Regions from separate parts of the Homo sapiens genome. Here region 1 is linked to region 2. A link is a loop called in an ENCODE intact Hi-C map of the cell type or tissue named here. Cell type or tissue: OCI-LY7. All regions are shown on one strand. Each heading gives the region's core, and the rest is flanking DNA. Links, peaks and the distances in the headings are about the cores only. Region 1 overlaps LOC107984361 (a long non-coding RNA gene). Region 2 overlaps LOC107984361 (a long non-coding RNA gene).

Region 1 (8,680 bases), core at 2,260-7,259, 410 kb before region 2:
CTTGTAGTATAGTTTGAAGTTAGGTAGCGTGATGCCTCCAGCTTTGTTCTTTTGGCTTAGGATTGACTTGGCAATGCGGGCTCTTTTTGGTTCCATGTGAACTTTAAAGTAGTTTTTTCCAGTTCTGTGAAGAAAGTCATTGGTAGCTTGATGGGGATGGCATTGAATTGATAAATTACCTTGGGCAGTATGGCCATTTTCATGATATTGATTCTTCCTATCCATGAGCATGGAATGTTCTTCCATTTGTTTGTGTCCTCTTTTATTTTGTTGAGCAGTGGTTTGTAGTTCTCCTTGAAGAGGTCCTTCACATCCCTTGTAAGTTGGATTCCTAGGTATTTTATTCTCTTTGTAGTAATTGTGAATGGGAGTTCACTCATGATTTGACTCTCTGTTTGTCTGTTATTGGTGTATAAGAATGCTTGTGATTTTTGCACATTGATTTTGTATCCTGAGACTTTGCTGAAATTGCTTATCAGCTTAAGGGGATTTTGGGCTGAGAAGATGGGGTTTTCTAAATATACAATCATGTCATCTGCAAACAGGGAAAATTTGACTTCCTCTTTTTCTAATTGAATACCCTCTATTTCTTTCTCCTGCCTGATTGCCCTGGCCAGAACTTCCAATACTATGTTGAATAGGAGTGGTGAGAGAGGGCATCCCTGTCACTTTACCACTCTTGAGTTTCCTTGTCCCTTTAACTTTCTGTCACAGCTTCTCAACAAAGTCTCAACCATAGCGGCATCCAAACAAGGTCTCAGCACTCCTTCACAGGGTGTTGAGAGTGCCAAGGAAATGCATGCATTGGTGACCTAGGGATCCCAGACCCTCCCTAGAACTACTCTTCAGCCCAGGATGCTCCGTCTCCAGTCTCCATAGCAGCAATCTCAGACCTTCCCCACTCTCTGACTCTAACCCTGGTGCCATCTAATCACTTCCTTCTCCATTCTCACAGATGGCCTTTTTTCCTACTTCACAGAGAAAAATAAATGTTCTCTCAACTCCCTGTACCCGGCTTCTCTAAGACAAATCCATCTCCATCTGCACCTTCCTGGTACTTTCTTCTGACTTTCTCTCAGTGGCAGTAAGGCAGGTGGTCCCTCCTACTGGCTAAGGCTGAGCTCTCTTTCACTTCTCTGTTCTCTCTCTCTCAGCTTCCTCAGGAGCTTTGCTCCATCATGAATTCTTTATCTTTCCTGTATCTTCAGTATCTTCCTTTTAGTAGCGCTTTCCCTTGATCGAGTAGGAATATCAACAACAGGAGCAGCTAATATTTATCAAGTGTCTGTGATGGGTCAGGCACCATCTAAGCACATGACATCTCATAACTTACTTAATATTCACCACGTGTATAGTTGGTATTGTTATTATCTCCATCTTACAGATGAGAAAAATGGGATCCTGAGAAGTCAGGGAACATCCTCAAGATTACACAGCTTCTGTATGGAGTTGGGACTTGAACTCAGAGAGTCTGGCTCTAGAACTTTGAGCACTTGACTGCTGCAATATACTGCCTTACTGCTTGCTGCTTCATTTCATGTACAAATGTTCAAGGAAATAACAAAACAAAACATTTTCTTTCTACCATTAGCTACTGTCACATCTCTCCCTTGCACCAATTTCTTGAGTTACCTTCACAAAATATCATCTTCACATCCTCACTTCATCTTCAACCATTCCCACAAGTCCGCTGAAAACACCCAGGCTCCCACACTCCCACATTTAGATTTCAGTCCTTATTATTCTTGATGTCTTTGTGACACTTGATGTCCCTGACCAGTGTTTGTCCAATTCCCTTCTTTCTAGAATTTCTCATGGTTTTCTTCCTATGTCTCTTACTGCTCCTCACTCACCTTGGCCAGCTCTTCTCCCTCTGTGTTGCTTTTCTCTTAATAGTTCTTGTTCCTTAGGCTTCCATATGTGCCTGAATCTTACCCCTTACAGTCTCCTCAGGTGAATGCATCTGTTCTCAATGCTGCGGTTATACAAACTCTATGCTGATTACTCTCAGATGCATACTTCTGGCTCAGATCTCTGCTCTGAGCTCCAGCTCCATTTATGAAACTGCTAACTGGAGACTTGGCTGTCTAATAGTGTGCATCACCCCCTTGGAGGGGTTGGTGGGCCATGGAAAAGCTAAGGAAGGTAGGTAACTTGATGATGTGACAAAATCCTAGGAAAGCTAGAGAGGAACAATGGCAGTGCTGCATCAGTATGTGAGTTATCAGAAGTGGAAAGACAAAGATTTGGGATGACTGTATAAACCTGCCTGTGGCCTGTGCATGAATAAATGATGTATAATATAATATCATGGAATGGGATTGATATGGTCTTCATAGAATAAATAAAATATATACAAATATGTACAAAACCATGCTGGCCCTTTTTCTTTGCAAACCTGCTGTTCTTGTTATATTTGAATCAGTGATTGGCTCCATAACCCACCTGATCACCCAAACCAAATTCTAGATTGGTTTCTCTTTTTTTTTTTTTTTTTTTTGCTTCTCACATCAAATTAGTCCATAAGTCCTGTTGATTGTACTTCCTAATTATATTATAGGCTTCTCTCTTATCACTCTGATTGAATTAAGTCAGCCCATTACCATTGCCTGTCTGGACTCTTTCAAAAGCCTCTTGACTAATCTTCCAGCTGCCATCTCACTGTCCTTTTAGAATGACCGTATCTAAAATGCAAATATGATTATATTACCCCTTTCCACCTTTTTGCAATTGTTCAGCAGCTCCTATAGCCTATTGAATAAAACCCAAATTCCTCAGCAAGGATTGTAGGACTCTTCATTATCTAGCTCCTTCCTTCTTTCTCCAGCTCCGTTCTTTCCAATCCTGTGCATATACCCAAAGCCTCAACTAACTGGAACACTTTGCGTTTCCTCAGCGTTCCTACTCTTACCTGCTATTCTTTTTGCCTGAGAGGTCTTTTGGGTTTCATAGCTTGGTTAATTTTTCACTGTCCTCACATCCCCACTCCATGTCACCTCCTCCAGGAAGCCTTCCCTGACCTGGTATTCTGGATTAGGCTCTGCTCTTCTGTGTACCCAAAGGACACTGAACTGTAGGAGGAGATATTTCTCTCTATGGGGCTGTAAGTTCCTGAAGGGCAGGGACTGGGTTATATTTATTTGTATATAGCCACAACTGAGCATGAAGCTTTTCACTTTGCAGAGGGCAGCAAGTTTTGTCAGTTGATGGAGTCTGCTTGGCTAACCGCTTTCATTCTTTAAAATCCTGTTTAGGTATCCCTCCTTTAGGCAAGGACTTCCCTGTTCCAAGGTAAAATTAATGACTACCTTTTCTGTATTACTCCTGAACACTGTATTTACTTCATTTATATCATTTATAATAATAACAATAGTAAAAACATCAATAGAATACTTAGCTATGTGCTTGGCCTTATGATAATTGCTTTAGTGCTGACTTGGAGACATGGTCATCTTTAGTGTTTACAACACACTATGAAGTGGTTACTATGATTATTTGCATTTTATAAAGGAAAAGGCTTGGGTTTCAAGATACTGTGCTAAGTGCAGGGGATACGGCCTGAGAAAAGTGGGCAGGGCTTCTGCCTTCTTGAAGTCAATAGTCTGGTGGGAGAGATGAACATTAAATTAAACATTTCACAAATGATGGTAAAAACTAACACTTCCTGAGAGTTTACTTTTTGACAGGCACTCTTCAAGGTGCTTTACATGTGCCATTTTATGTAATCCTTATCAAAACCCTAGGAAGTTTGTATTGTCTTCCTTACTTTGCAGGAAAGGATACCACAGTTTGGTGGTGCTTGGAAATTTGCCCATGGTCCTACAGTCAGTGAGGGGAGTGCTAGGATTTGAACATTCAATCACCTGCCTCCAGTCTGGTGTTGTCCTGTGCCTGTGAGAACTGTGAAATGTGCTGTGAGAGTGTCACAGGAGGCCTGGCTTGACTAGGGTGAGGGCAGAAGTAGGGCTTCCCAGAGGAAGTGATATGAAGGTTGTGAATCGAAGGATAAGCTGAGGGAGGAAGTGTTTCAGGCAAAGAGAACAGGATTCTTTGGGTTGACAAAAAAAGTCAAACTGTAAATTATCTGAAGAGATTTATTCTGAGCCAAATATGAATGACCATGGCCTGTGACACAGCCCTCAGGAGGTCCTGAGAACATGTGCTCAAGGTGACTGGGATGCAGCTTGGTTTTGTACATTTTAAGGAGGCATGAGACTTCAATCAAGTACATTTAAGAAACACATTGGTTTGGTCCAGAAAGGTGGGATAACTTGAAGTGGGAGCTTCCAGCTTATAGGTATATTTAAAAGTTTTCTAGTTGACAACTGGTTCAGTTTATCTAAAGACCTGGGATCTATAGAAAGAATATTTGGGTTAAGATAAAGGATTGTGGAGACCAAAGTTCTTATTTGCAGAGGAAACCTTCAGGTAGTAGGCTTCAGAAAGAATAGGCTGTAAAATGTTTCTTTATCAGACTTAAAGTCGGTTGATGTTAATGCCAGAGAGGTATAATGAGGCATGTCTGACCCCCACTTCCCATCATGGCCTGAACCAGTCTTTCAGGTTAAATTTTAAGGGTGCCCTGGCTGACGAGGAAGTCCATTCAGATGGTTAGGGGACCTTAGAATTTTACTTTTGGCTTACATTTGGTTTACATGTATGTGTCTTTCTAGGTTGGAATTGTGGCTTATTCACTTTTGTATCAATACTGCTATGCATATTTATGTTCGTATGTATATGTACAGGTATATGTCTCCAGAAGTATGGTAGTTTGAGATACTTAAATGCTTGTTAAAAAACACAAAAACACGTTTGTTGCTTCAACAAGGCTCTCTCTTTTGATTCTTTACACATAAACTCTAAGGTAGACAGAACAAGGGTAACACATTCCTTTGAAAAGATAACCAACAACAAAAGTGACAGCGAAATAGAAGAAGTGATTTGTTTAATGTCTTCAGGCCACAAAGAGACACAGGCAGAACCAGAACTCAAATCTCTGCATTGGGCCATTCTCCGTGACCACTTCTTATTACAGTGGCTTGTCCTCTGGTTATTTCCATTGTCCTTCCAGACAACTGTGGTCATGGGAAACTGAATCTGGGCATGGCCATAGAACCTGAAAGGTATATAATTTCTCACTAGCAAAGAGTCTAGTCCATCTGGGAGACATTTGCATCACACTAGCACCAGGGAACTTTTTACCAAAGTGAAGCATGGGTTTTCTCCATTATGAGCCAGTAGGTGTCACAATTTACCCAAGATGAGCACAACCAGGTCTGTATGGCAGCCTCTGACATGTCCAAGGTATTCTACCTGAAGGGCTGATGTGGACTGTCCTCTCATCCTTCATTGATTATCTGGTCAACTGGCAGATGGTTGACCCCCTCCACCCATCCTGAGAGGTATGGCAGGTGGGGACAAATTATTTCAAAGCTTTGGTCAATTCAATTTCTTTCTTTTTTTTTTTTTCGTAGCTCCCGTATTTATTTATTTATTTATTTATTGCTTTTTTTTTTTCCTTTTTTTTAAATTATACTTTAAATTTTAGGGTACATGTGCGGACAAAAAACCAAACACCGCATGTTCTCACTCATAGGTGGGAATTGAACCATGAGAACACATGGACACAGGAAGGGGAATTCAATTTCTTTTCTCTTTGGCCAGGGACCTTGTGGAGCTTCTGAGGCTACCATCTGCACTGTGGTTCCTGTCTTTGTTTTCTCTATTCCCTGGATGCTTCTTCTACCCACCTCTAAGGTAGCTCCTGGGTGACCTTGGCTCTCCAGCTTTTTTGTTCTCCTGACTGCCAGGGTCAAAGTGAAGCCCTGGTGGCTGCTCTGCATCTGCCTTGCAGAGTTTTTTTTTTTTTTTTTTTTTAATATATTGATTATAAAACTCTGTATCCCTTATTTCCAAGGTTTCCCTGGACTAGACATGCTTTTCTGCCTGCCCATCACCATTGCCAAATGGGGCAACTAAATTTGTGTCACATGACTCTCTTTTCTCTCCTGGCCATTCCTGATCGCATCAGAAAAGGTATCTCAGGGAGATGGTGGGGATGCACCCAGCAAAGGAAGGATGGAAGAGATTCAGGCAGGCTGAAAGAAGGATGGGGGAAGAGAATGAGGGAAGACAGGGAATGGAGGAAAGAGTGGTTGGGGATAGGACACTTATGACTCATATGGAGTATAACCAACTGGCTGGACTCTCATTGACTGGGAGTTTAACCTCAGTGTGCAGGTGGTCGGGGTAGAAGAAACATTGCAGAGGCCTCAAAATCCAGTCTGGATGCATATTCTCAGGCCAAATCCCACTCTAAATATGAATAATTCAATGGTATAGATTAGTACTAAGTATATTTTGAGGAGAAGACACATGGGGAGGGTGGGGAGGATAGAACCAATATTTAGTAAATACTGTAGACTCCTGTAGTCCCTTTATTTACATCGCTCACACACAGCAGTTTAGGAATGCACTTGATAGCAAGGAACAGAAAACTCAACTTGAAGTGGCTTATATAAAGAGACACTATTCTTTTCACATAACAAGAAATCTGGAGTTCGATGCCTTCAGCATTGCTTCAGTGTCTTGATGATGTCAGTACAGGTGACTCTGAGAGCCTCTTGGCCACAAGAGCGCTCCTGCAGCTCCAGATAACATCTTTGGTCAAAGCAGGGAGAAAAGAGTAGGAGAACCAGTTGGCCTCATCTTTCCATTTTTTCAGGGAAGCAGAAACACTTCCAGGAAACTTTTTTCAGACTTCTGCTTATATAACATTGCCCATAGCTGAGTTAACTGGCCATCCCTGGCTGAAGGGGAGACCAGGAAAATAAGTATTAAGTTTTTCCAGCCTCTAAAGTGAAAGGTGCCACAGGATAATAAAATTGAGAATGGCAACCAACAAGGTCTGCCACAATTTCTTATTTTTTTAAAAGTCTCACACTAAAACTAGACAGATGTTAATATTATTTTACTATTACAGGTAAGAAAAGGGAGGTTTCATTAAGGAAATAAATTAATCAAGGTGAAACAACTAATATATTGGAGAGTTGGAATTTAAATCTTGGTCATTTTGATTCTAAAGTCTTTGTCCTTCATGTGAGCCCTGGGAGGCTCAACCCTGACCTTGGACATGTACATCTCCAGGCTGTGTGTGGGGAGCTGTGTCTGCCAGCCTTAAAAGCAGGCTCCTGAAAAATCCTGTAAGTGTGAGAGAGAAAATGTTGGAGCCTCAGAAAATTACTTGCTTCTATTTAGGAAGCCCGGGTTTCCTGTGGTGTTGCTGGGTGGAGGAGGTGGATAGAGAAGGTGTGGAGAGAGAAATGCAGAAAATTAAGCCCTCACTCTTTGTTCTAAATGGTTCCTAAATAGGGTTGGATATGCAGTTCTGGGAAACATATATTTTATTGGCGAGAGAACAAAGAGCCTGGAAATGTAATATGTTAGGCTGGAGGAATTGCTCTATGAAAAATACCGCAGGACACTCAGGCTCTCTGATGTTTCTCAGATGGGCAGCTGACAGGCTCCAATTTATAAAGGAGCAAATATAGGAAATAAAAGGCTTAGTTAAGTTTCACTGAATCACATTTCCCATGGAGCCGGAAATGACAAGTAGTGATTTCCTATCAATCACACCTCAGGTGACTATTTTAAAAGCAAACTGTCCCTGTTACTATTAAAAGAAAAACAAAAAAAGAAAAAAACAAAAAAAAAAAGAAGGAAAGAACATTTCTTTCTGGATGTGGGTTTTTGCCCTTAACCTAACTCTGCACATGGCTATTTGGAAGACTTTAGATGTGGAACTACCAGGTCCTGGGAGGAAAGTAGGTAGAGGAAACTTTGGCTTAAGTTCAGTTGAGCCTTCTGGCTCCTGGAGGGAGGTTGTTGGAGACGTTCAGCCTCTTGTGTTTGGCAGGGAAACAAAACAGCTCTTGGACCTCAGCTAACACAGAAATGATGACACTGGCTTAGGCAATCCCCTGTCTGTGCAGTCTTTGTAGAGATGATAGAGAACAGATTCCTTTTTCCTTGGCCCCACTCCTTCTCTGTGGAAGACAACTCTGGGATCTGACAGATCTCGGGATGATTTTCAATTCTCCTTCTCATGAGTGGCATTTGATGTAACCAGCTCCAGGCTCTCTGTCTCTATTAAGTTTCAACAGTTTTGTTGGATGAACAGTGACTTTGAGATTCCGGAGGCCTTTCACAGGCCAGGGAAGTACCAGGAAAAGTGAATTCTAGAGAAAAAGGTATTAAAGAAATTGATACCTTTATTAATAAAGGTATTAAGGAAATTAAACAAGTCAGAGAAACTCTTCAAAGACCTCTTGAACATGTTATATCTTTTAGTCTTGCACAGTTGGCCCTTTCCAGTTTGGCTCCAGTCACATATGCTGCTGCTCTTTCTACAATTGTCCTATATTACAACTGGATGAGTGTATGCTTTGTTTCCTCAGAGCCTGTTATGATTTTCATCCTTCTGGGGTTTTGCTTTTCCTTCTGCTTGGAGTTCTCTTATCCCCATGCTTTTCTTGATATACACATGTGACACTCAACTCAAATATCACTCCCTGGGGAAGTCTTTATGCCGGGAGTCAGTCTTCCTTGTGGCTACAGCATGGCCTCAATTTTGACACTTCTCATGAGATAAAGCAGTGGTTCTCAAACATTGCCCTCCTCA
Region 2 (8,680 bases), core at 1,388-6,387:
GTTACAAATATAATTAAGTCCAATTCGACAATATTCTTTATGTGAATGCTTCTTGGTCCTGTTAAATGAATCTTTCCCTACTCCTTGTTCATAGAGAAATTTTTTTATGTTTACTTCTATTTTTTCACCATTTGCATTATGATCTATGACCTATCTAGAATCAGTTATTGCACATTGTTCATATTGTGTGAAGTACCATTGTTTCACTTATTAAAATACTGATATCAACAACAAAGGAAACAATAAAGTGAAGAGAAAATCACAGAATGGGAGAAAATATTTGCAAGCCATACATCTGATAATACCCCAAATATATAAAGCACCGAAACAATTCAGTATCAAGAAAACAAATAACTCAATTAAAAAATGGGCAAAGGACCTGAACAGATACCTTTTAAAGACATAGAAATGGCTTACAGGAAGGGGAACATCACACACCGGGGCCTGTTGTGGGGTCGGGGGAGAGGGGAGGGATAGCATTAGGAGGTATACCTAATGTAAATGATGAGTTAATGGGTGCAGCACACCAACATGGCATATGTATACATATGTAACAAACCTGCACGTTGTGCACATGTACCCTAGAACTTAAAGTATAATAAAATATATATATAAAATAATAAAATAAAATAAAATAAATTAAAAAATGCTCAGCATCCATAATCGTTAGGGAAATGCAAATTAAATCCACAAAGAGATATCACCTTACATCTGTTAAAAATACCTTTTATCAAAAAGATAAAAGATAAGCATTAGTGAAGATGAGGAGAAAAGGGGGAACCCTTGCAGGTTGCTGGTGGGAATGTAAATTAATACAACCATTGTGGGAAATGGTATGGGGGTTCCTCAAAAAATTAAAAATAGAACTACCATATGGTCCAGTCATCCCACTTCTGGGTATATATTCAAAGGAGTTGAAATCAATATGTTGAAGGGATACTTATACTGCCATACTTATTTCAGCATTATTCACAATAACCAAGATATGGATCTGTTGTTGATCAAAGATTACAAAGTTTCAGATAGACAGGAGGAATAATCTTTTAGATCTTGTGCACTGTAGGGTGACTCTAGTCAATAATAATGTATATTTTAAAATAATTCAGAGAGTAAATTTTAAATGTCTTAGAATAAAAAATGATAGGTAAGTTAAGTGGTGGATTGGTTAATTAGCTTGATTCAATCATTCCACATTATATACATATATACAATATATAAAACATTATATTGCAGTCCACAAATGTATGCAATTATGATTTATCAATTAAAAATAAAATTAATTATAAGTAAAGGTGAGAAAAATAAAATAAAATATTGATATCCAATCAACCAAACACCATTTATTGAAAAAAATATTTTCTCCATTGCACTTTAATGTCATAAATAAAGAGACTGTAGATGTTGATTATTTATCTGGGGTATGTCCATACACATTTTAGATTTAGGGTATCAATTCACCCAAAATTGCTACTGGAGTTTTGATTCAGACTTAGTGAAATCTATAGGTCAATTGGGGATAATTTATATCTTTGTAGTACTGAGTATTATAGTTGATGAATATAGCATTTTTCATTATATTTTCTTAAATTTTTCTAGTAATTTAATAATTTTCATTGCAGTTTTAAGTTTTAATTTCCTTAGTTAGATTTTTTCTCTAGAAATGTAATGTTTTTGATATTACCTTAAGCATTAGCTCAATAACATTTTATTTTTAAAATTTTTGTTGTTGGCTATAGTAGTACAGTACAGTTGATTTTTTGCATATTGACCTTCTATTCAACAACCTTGCTAAAATTTACAGATTAGTTCTAATAATTTGTGGATTCTTTTAGATGTTCTATATCTACAATCCTGTTATTTGTGAATTATAACAGATTTTACTTTTTCCTCCCCATTCTTTACATTTATTTTCTATATTGCTTTTGCCAAGGTCTTCAATACACTGTTGAATAGTGATATCAGGAATCTTTGTCTTTATCCAGCCAAGTGATGAAGTTAAGAATTGAACTTAGGAAGTTTGTCTCCAAACTCTACGTTTAATTATTACTCTATAATTTCCTCTAATATTTCAATATAGATCTCTGGGGATAGAATTCGAAACTGTCGTGAAAACATGCTGCTAAGATCTCTAGCTGCAGGTAGCAGAATTGAGTGATGATCTTAGCTGATGCCCTTCTGATCAACTACGACATTCATGCCAATGACTGAACAAAGTGGGTCTAATCTAGAGATAGAAACCTTCTCTAGTGGGTATCTGGGCATGATGATGACTCCTTACCAGCAATTTTTCTACCATAGTCCTTTTTCCTTCTCTTCTTTCACAGATGTTGGACAAGTGTCGTGGTCCAAAAGCTCTCTCTATCTCCTCTTTCTTTCTCCCCCAATAAATTTTTGTATATCTAGTTCTGTCTTGGCTTCTCCTCAGCAAATCCAAACTAACACAGCTTTGAAAGAGTAACAAATATTAATTCTCACCTAATAAAAATGTTAGAATGAAGGGATTATGAAGACAGGAGACTTTAGAAAGCTTCTAGGACTTTGGAGTTGGTGGGAGCCTAGTTTGAGTCTATGTCTCTTCTTGATAGGTGGTTTCTTTAGGGCTCATGCACATCTTTGACTTTCCATTGTCTTTAAGTTTGAAAATTTTTTCTTAGAAGTCACTCTGGATTATGAAATTCTAGTGAGGCCTGTATGAGACTACTCTTCAAACAAGACTTTGGTGAAAGAGAGAAGGAAACGGTGTTCTTCAATGCTATTTAGACCTGCTCACCTGGTAGCAGATGAGCAGTGATACCGGGCACAATTTTCTCCTTTGCCATTCAGCTGAAGTGTTCTTATAGTATCTCTCAGGAAATTAAACACATAATATAGTTTCAGTAGAGAATCCCAAAACAGCAAATGGGCATTAGAAGAAATCTTAAATCAACTGTGAAATCAGTGTGCATTTTCACCATCAACAAAAGTGAAATACTCATCAACAGTAAATATCATGAGAATATTCATGAGTGGTCTTGTGTATAAAGAGTATAAACAGGACAGATAGGTGTCATCTTTTTATACCTAAAGAAAACAATATCATGCATGGAAGTACCATACGTGCTGAGGACCTCCTCCATGGAACCAGGACCTCTTTATACACTGCTTCTTTTGCACTGATTCTGTAAAGCCATAGTGGAAAGGGCCTAGAATTTGGAAAGTACATAAAATTGTTTGAATCCTAGCTTCTTTATGTTCTGATGGGTGTCATTAAGTGTCATTAACAAGATACTTACTTTTCTGGGACCCAATTTTCTCATCTCAAATATGGGAATAATAAAGTATACATTGCAGAATTATTGTGAGGAATAAAGGAAAATTATTTCTATTAGTTGATGCCAAGTAACTATGAATTTCCTCCCTCCCCCCACACCCATGCTATCTCCTTTGTTTGCTAATTCTGACTCCTGTTCATCCATGGAATATGCCCTCTATCATCCTTCCAACATATCCAGAATCCAATTTTCTTTCCTTTGTGTCCTGTATCCAATCTATTACAAAATTATTCATATTCAACCTCCACCATGACTGTTGACTGTGTCTACCTTCCTCTTAGTAATGGTGCCTCCATAGTTACGCCCACCTTACATTTCATCCCCAGGTATAACACTAGCCCTCCTAGCTATTGTTTCTTTTTCCAGTCTCTGTCCCCTTAATTGAATGGTCTCCACTTGGTTACTAAAGCAGTATCATTTTCATGGCTGAAATTCTCATTTAAGCCTACTTTACTATCTGGTTTTCTACAATAGCCATCAAATCAATCCCTCCTTGTGTTACATAATTGCCAGATTCCCCACTTGCCTTATCTTCTTGTAGAGTGCATGACTAATTTATATTATAATAGCTTCATACCATGGTGTCTTCTCTGTTTTAGGCACTAAGCGTGCCTGACTTATCCTTGTAACATGAAGCAAATAAGTATTAATATTCCTATTTTGTATGTAGGGAAACTGAGCCTTGAGCCAGAGAGAATTTAAATTATCTACAGTCTTACAACTGAAAATGTTGGTGGGGCTAGGATCAGAACTCATTTTGCCTAACTGTAAAATCTATGCTTTGACCATTTACTGCTTTTTTAAAAAACTGCTCTTTTATCTTGGATGCCTAATATGTGCTAAACATATATATATATATATATACACACATATATATACACACACACCTATCATCTATCTATCTATCTATCTATCTATCTATCTATCTATCTATCTATCTACCTATCATCTATCTATCATCTATCAATCTATCATCTATCTATCTATCATCTGTCTATCTATCATCTATCTATCGAGAGAGAATTAAATGAACTCAGTATTTTACTTGTGAACACCCTGGTTATGCAGCTCAGAAAACAGCAGAGGGCAGTGCAAGAGCTTCACAACATTAAATGAAAGTAGACAATAAAATGCTATAAAACTGCAAAATAAAGAGGGAGTGTTCTATGGTTTCTGGAAGAATTCATCCCAAGGCAATGTTGAGAATGTCGGAGGATGTTTTTATCAAAGCTACTCCCAGTTTTAAAAAAGCAATTTCCATTGCTGACAGTGAGGCTGTGCTAAAAATTGCATTTCCCCTCCCTAGTTTCAGCTTCTCTTTATTTCATGTAATACCACATATGGGTAAGCAAATCATAGCTTTTAAAGCCAGCTGTGTGCCACTTACATCTGCAAAAGCAATGTGCTCACCAGGTGAATTTCTTGCTCAATCCACCTCTTTAATTCATCCTGTGGAGAGAAAAATGTGACTTTGGCTCAAGGATGGAATTTTTATCCTACCTCATTATACCATTCTTATGCATTCTGTTATTTCCATGTTATCACAGTGGAAAATATCCAAGTTAAGTACTCTATCCTAGCTGGCTTCTCTAATTTTCAGAGCAATTACTGATTTTTTTTTTTTTTTTTTGCCTCAGTGGAAAATATGTATTGCCTAGGAATTTGAATTCTGACAGAAATGTTGAGGAGAGGAGTAAATCATATTAAAGGTAGGCAACACTCTGGTCGTTTGCTTTGCTTTTTCATTGTGGAAATATAATTACTTTTATATTAGGCATATCATAAATATAAATTTCATTGTTTACCAATTCCTACATCAATTACCAAAACAATAAATGGCTTAAGTTGAGCATAAAAATTTTCATTTTCATGGATACGGACTGTATACACTCATAAATATTTTCTTATGTGTTTATATGAATATGTAACCACATTGCGAGAACATGATTCATCTTAGCACCAGGCATAAGGGACAAATTTGGAAGGGACCGCCTACTTTTCAACATGTGGGGCATGGGGGTGGGGAGAGTATTCCAGTAAGTGAGAAGACTTTTTTTTTTCAGTTGGGACTATGAAAAGACAACAACAACAAAAATATTTAAAAAGGCAAGACCCACCCTCTGGAATGGGAACTCGGAGCTTTACTCTAAGAGCTTATGCAGTGGACTAGGGTTGTGGAGTGGTTCTGCTGTCACCTCTGGTTTTTCTTCCCTAGGAATCTAGTGAGAACCTCTGTGTGCTCGTGGAGCAACCTCTATGCTCATCTCATGTGGGCTTTCTTCTGGAGATTTTACATTCTTTTCATTCTACATTATCTCATCTGGGGTAAAACTACCAGTTCTTGTTTTAGTAACTTTCATGAACAACGTTAATCATTGCTTATTCAGGTACTTAAAGTGCATTAATTATTGTGAGACCTTGAGCGAGTGGCTGTTTTAACCATAAACAACAATAGTAATGGTATCTCCTCACATTGTAAAGAAATAAATGCAATAATATCTATAAAGTACCTAATGCTCAAAATATTAGTAATTATATTTCAAATATTATTATAGATCTCCTATAATATGCTGTACTTTATCAAAGCACTCATCTTCATTTAATGGTTCATTTGTCCTCCTGTCTAGACTGTAAGCTCTAAGAGACTGAGAATAGTGGTACATAGTAATAAGTTCAGATATAAAATGAATGAATGAATGAATATCTGATTCTTAGATATTTATTGAGGGATTTCCATAGATTATTTTGCTTCCTATCCGTATTTTCTATACTTGTTGACTATTACTAGAAATAGTATTTTTATTTTAAACCTAATGTTGAAAGTGTAACATTGAGACAATGCCATGTGTTCACCAAACCGCTTCATTTTCTTTCTTGGCATACAAAATGACTATGTTTTGTAGCCCTCTTACAACTCAGTGAGACTGCAAATGGAATATGGGTGGAAATAATGTATATCCCTTCGAGTCCTGGCCACAACATGCTCCAGATATCTTTCCTGCTCTTCTATCCCAATTTTAAAGCCTTGAAAACAAAAAGTTCAAGATGGTAGAGCCACAGTATGGTAACAGCCTAGATCTCCAAGTTACAGCTTATAGAAGAGCCACTCAAAGGACAGTAATATGAAAAAGAAATCACATTGTGCTATGTTACTGAAATTGTGGGGTTTGTTTTTTTGCCACATTCAGCCTAGAATACACTGACTAATACACTGTTTCCAGTTGAGGCAGTTTATATTCAGTTTTGGGGAGAAGAGTCACTTTGTATTTTCAGTGAGAGCAGAAAGAATATATAGGGTCCCACAACATTGCTTTTTCTACATTATACACTTGAAAAAGTATACCTTCCAAGATAATAGTTCAAAAGAAACTACTTTTCTGTTTAATCATTTAATGGCCAATATTATTCACTCAGTCAATTATTAATTCATTTATTCATTTATTCCACAAATAGTTAATGAGTGGGGCCTATAAAGGGCATTGGGCATAGAGTGGTGACAAGGACAAGCCCTTTACTTCATGAACTATGTTCATATGTGGAATAAATATTACAGAACTTTAAAAATAAATTTGTAATTAAGTATCAACTAGTGCTGAGTGCTATGGTGAAAAATAAAGAAGGTACTTTGTTTTGTTTTAGCAACAGGATCTTGCTCTGTCACCCAGGCTGAAGTGAAGTGGCGTGATCATAACCCACTGTAGCCTTGAGCTCCTGGGCTCAAGCAATCCTCCCACCTTGGACTCTCAAATTGCTGGGATTAAGTCATGAGACATCATGCCCAGACTGCTTTGCTTTGTTGTAATAGCATCTCCAGTGCCTAACAGCACCTGGCACATAGAAGATACTAAAGAGAATGGAATAACGTAGGTTGTTTGGATAATACACTGCCCCTGCTGCCCTCATGTTCAGAGCCCAGGATATTTGTTGATTCATGTTTTATCCGTGGGTTATTAACTTAAAAGAAAGATTCTAGATTAGGCACTAGGGTATTGAATGCCTATCCAGTTGTTAATAAAGCAGTTCTGACTCTTCCTTTGTCTTCTCTTTTCTTTCTACTTTTATTTTTTATTAGGTTCACATGATTTTAATTTTTACCCATATCTTCTGGGTATGAACTCATAAATGTGGAGACTGCATCATGTCACATAGTGATCTGTTATTTTCTCTACATTCATTTGTTATTCTCAGTGTTTCATTATTATAAAACTAATGTATTATTTGCCACACTACACTAGTCTGTGAGTAAGCATAGGACTGTAATGACAATATGATCTTTCTCTAGTTCCAGCTACTTAAGATTATTATGGGTTTGTCTAATATGAGCTTCATAATTTAGTTCTTTTTAGCCACTAAGTATTTTTTTTTCCTCAGGTTTCCCTCACTTTCTGCTGTGGCTTTATAGTCACATTCTTATACCTTCAAAACCAAAAGTTAGAGCCATATTCTTTATCCTGCTAAAAGCACAACAGAAAAACCTGTGAACCATGTTGCTGGCCATGCCTCAGTGTCCATGCCAAGACCACTGATGCTCAATGAGCAAAGGGCTGGTTGGTGTCTGGCAGAGAGTCCTGTATTCAGTAGTAACCAGTGCCATTCTTCCTTTCCTGCCACAGTTATACATTGTCCTTGATGCAAATTAATGCCACTCTAATCTCCCCCCTTTAGCACAGTTATTGTCAGAAGCTGCCTTAGCTCCTTACCGGTCCCCCAAACTATCCCAGACCAACCTGAATCTTAAAAATATCCTTGGTTTTCTAATAGAATTTTACATTTTATGGGGATAAAACTCCTCATTCTTATATCCTTGATTGCCTCTGGCCCAGATTTGGCCACATTAATAGGCCCATCATTAGCAAAATAAGTTCTTTCTATGCTTTTGCATAGAGGGGTGTTAATTCAAGGTTGGCTTTTGGCAAATGTGAATCTAGCATATTGCCTGTAAATTTGTATATAAGGCTAGGTAGTGGTTCTAAACTTTGGTGTATATCAGAAGCCCCTAAAGGGCTTTAAAGAAATGCAAATATCTGCGCCCCATCAGTTCTTATACTTGACAATCTCTATGATATAGAGAACCTATATTTTCATTTCTCCTCAGATGATTCTAGGACTATCAATCTGCAGATTGTTTGAGAACCACTCTAGTAGGTAATGTAATATTCAATTTTATCTACCAATTTTTATGAATCATTTGCTTCCTGCTAGACACTGTGTTAAATAATGTGGATACAAACTGAATAAGTTAGTTCCTGTCCTCAAAATATAATAGGGAGTGATGTCTGACATGTAAAGAAACAATTAGAATAGGGTGTGATAATGAAACAAGCAGTCTCTATAGCTACACTCATTTTGGTCTCTCTGTCATTGTCACT

What was found. Peaks named below come from ENCODE experiments on the same cell type or tissue, not always from the same donor. Only the 100,000 strongest peaks of a DNase experiment are listed, where the experiment ranks them.
Region 1: a loop joins it to region 2, with 4 times the contacts of the local background. A loop is called at or near these places in 7 of 110 quality-filtered maps.

The regions. Positions count from the first base shown.
Region 1 is chr11:87,458,457-87,467,136 of GRCh38, forward strand. The region is part of intron 2 of LOC107984361 (a long non-coding RNA gene); the gene reads left to right. Among named protein-coding and RNA genes, the nearest start is that of LINC02711, 260 kb to the right of the region's middle. RefSeq lists a silencer at 5,159-5,248. In OCI-LY7, for the core only: CTCF peaks have their summits at 5,233 (motif pointing right) and 5,434; a DNase peak (open chromatin) is centred at 5,255.
Region 2 is chr11:87,874,049-87,882,728 of GRCh38, forward strand. All of the region lies in intron 4 of LOC107984361 (a long non-coding RNA gene), which reads left to right. It also overlaps a transcript of RAB38 not described here. Among named protein-coding and RNA genes, the nearest start is that of LINC02711, 160 kb to the left of the region's middle. In OCI-LY7, for the core only: CTCF peaks have their summits at 4,410 (motif pointing right) and 4,613; DNase peaks (open chromatin) are centred at 4,393 and 4,673; H3K4me3 peaks cover 506 bases; H3K27ac peaks cover 441 bases.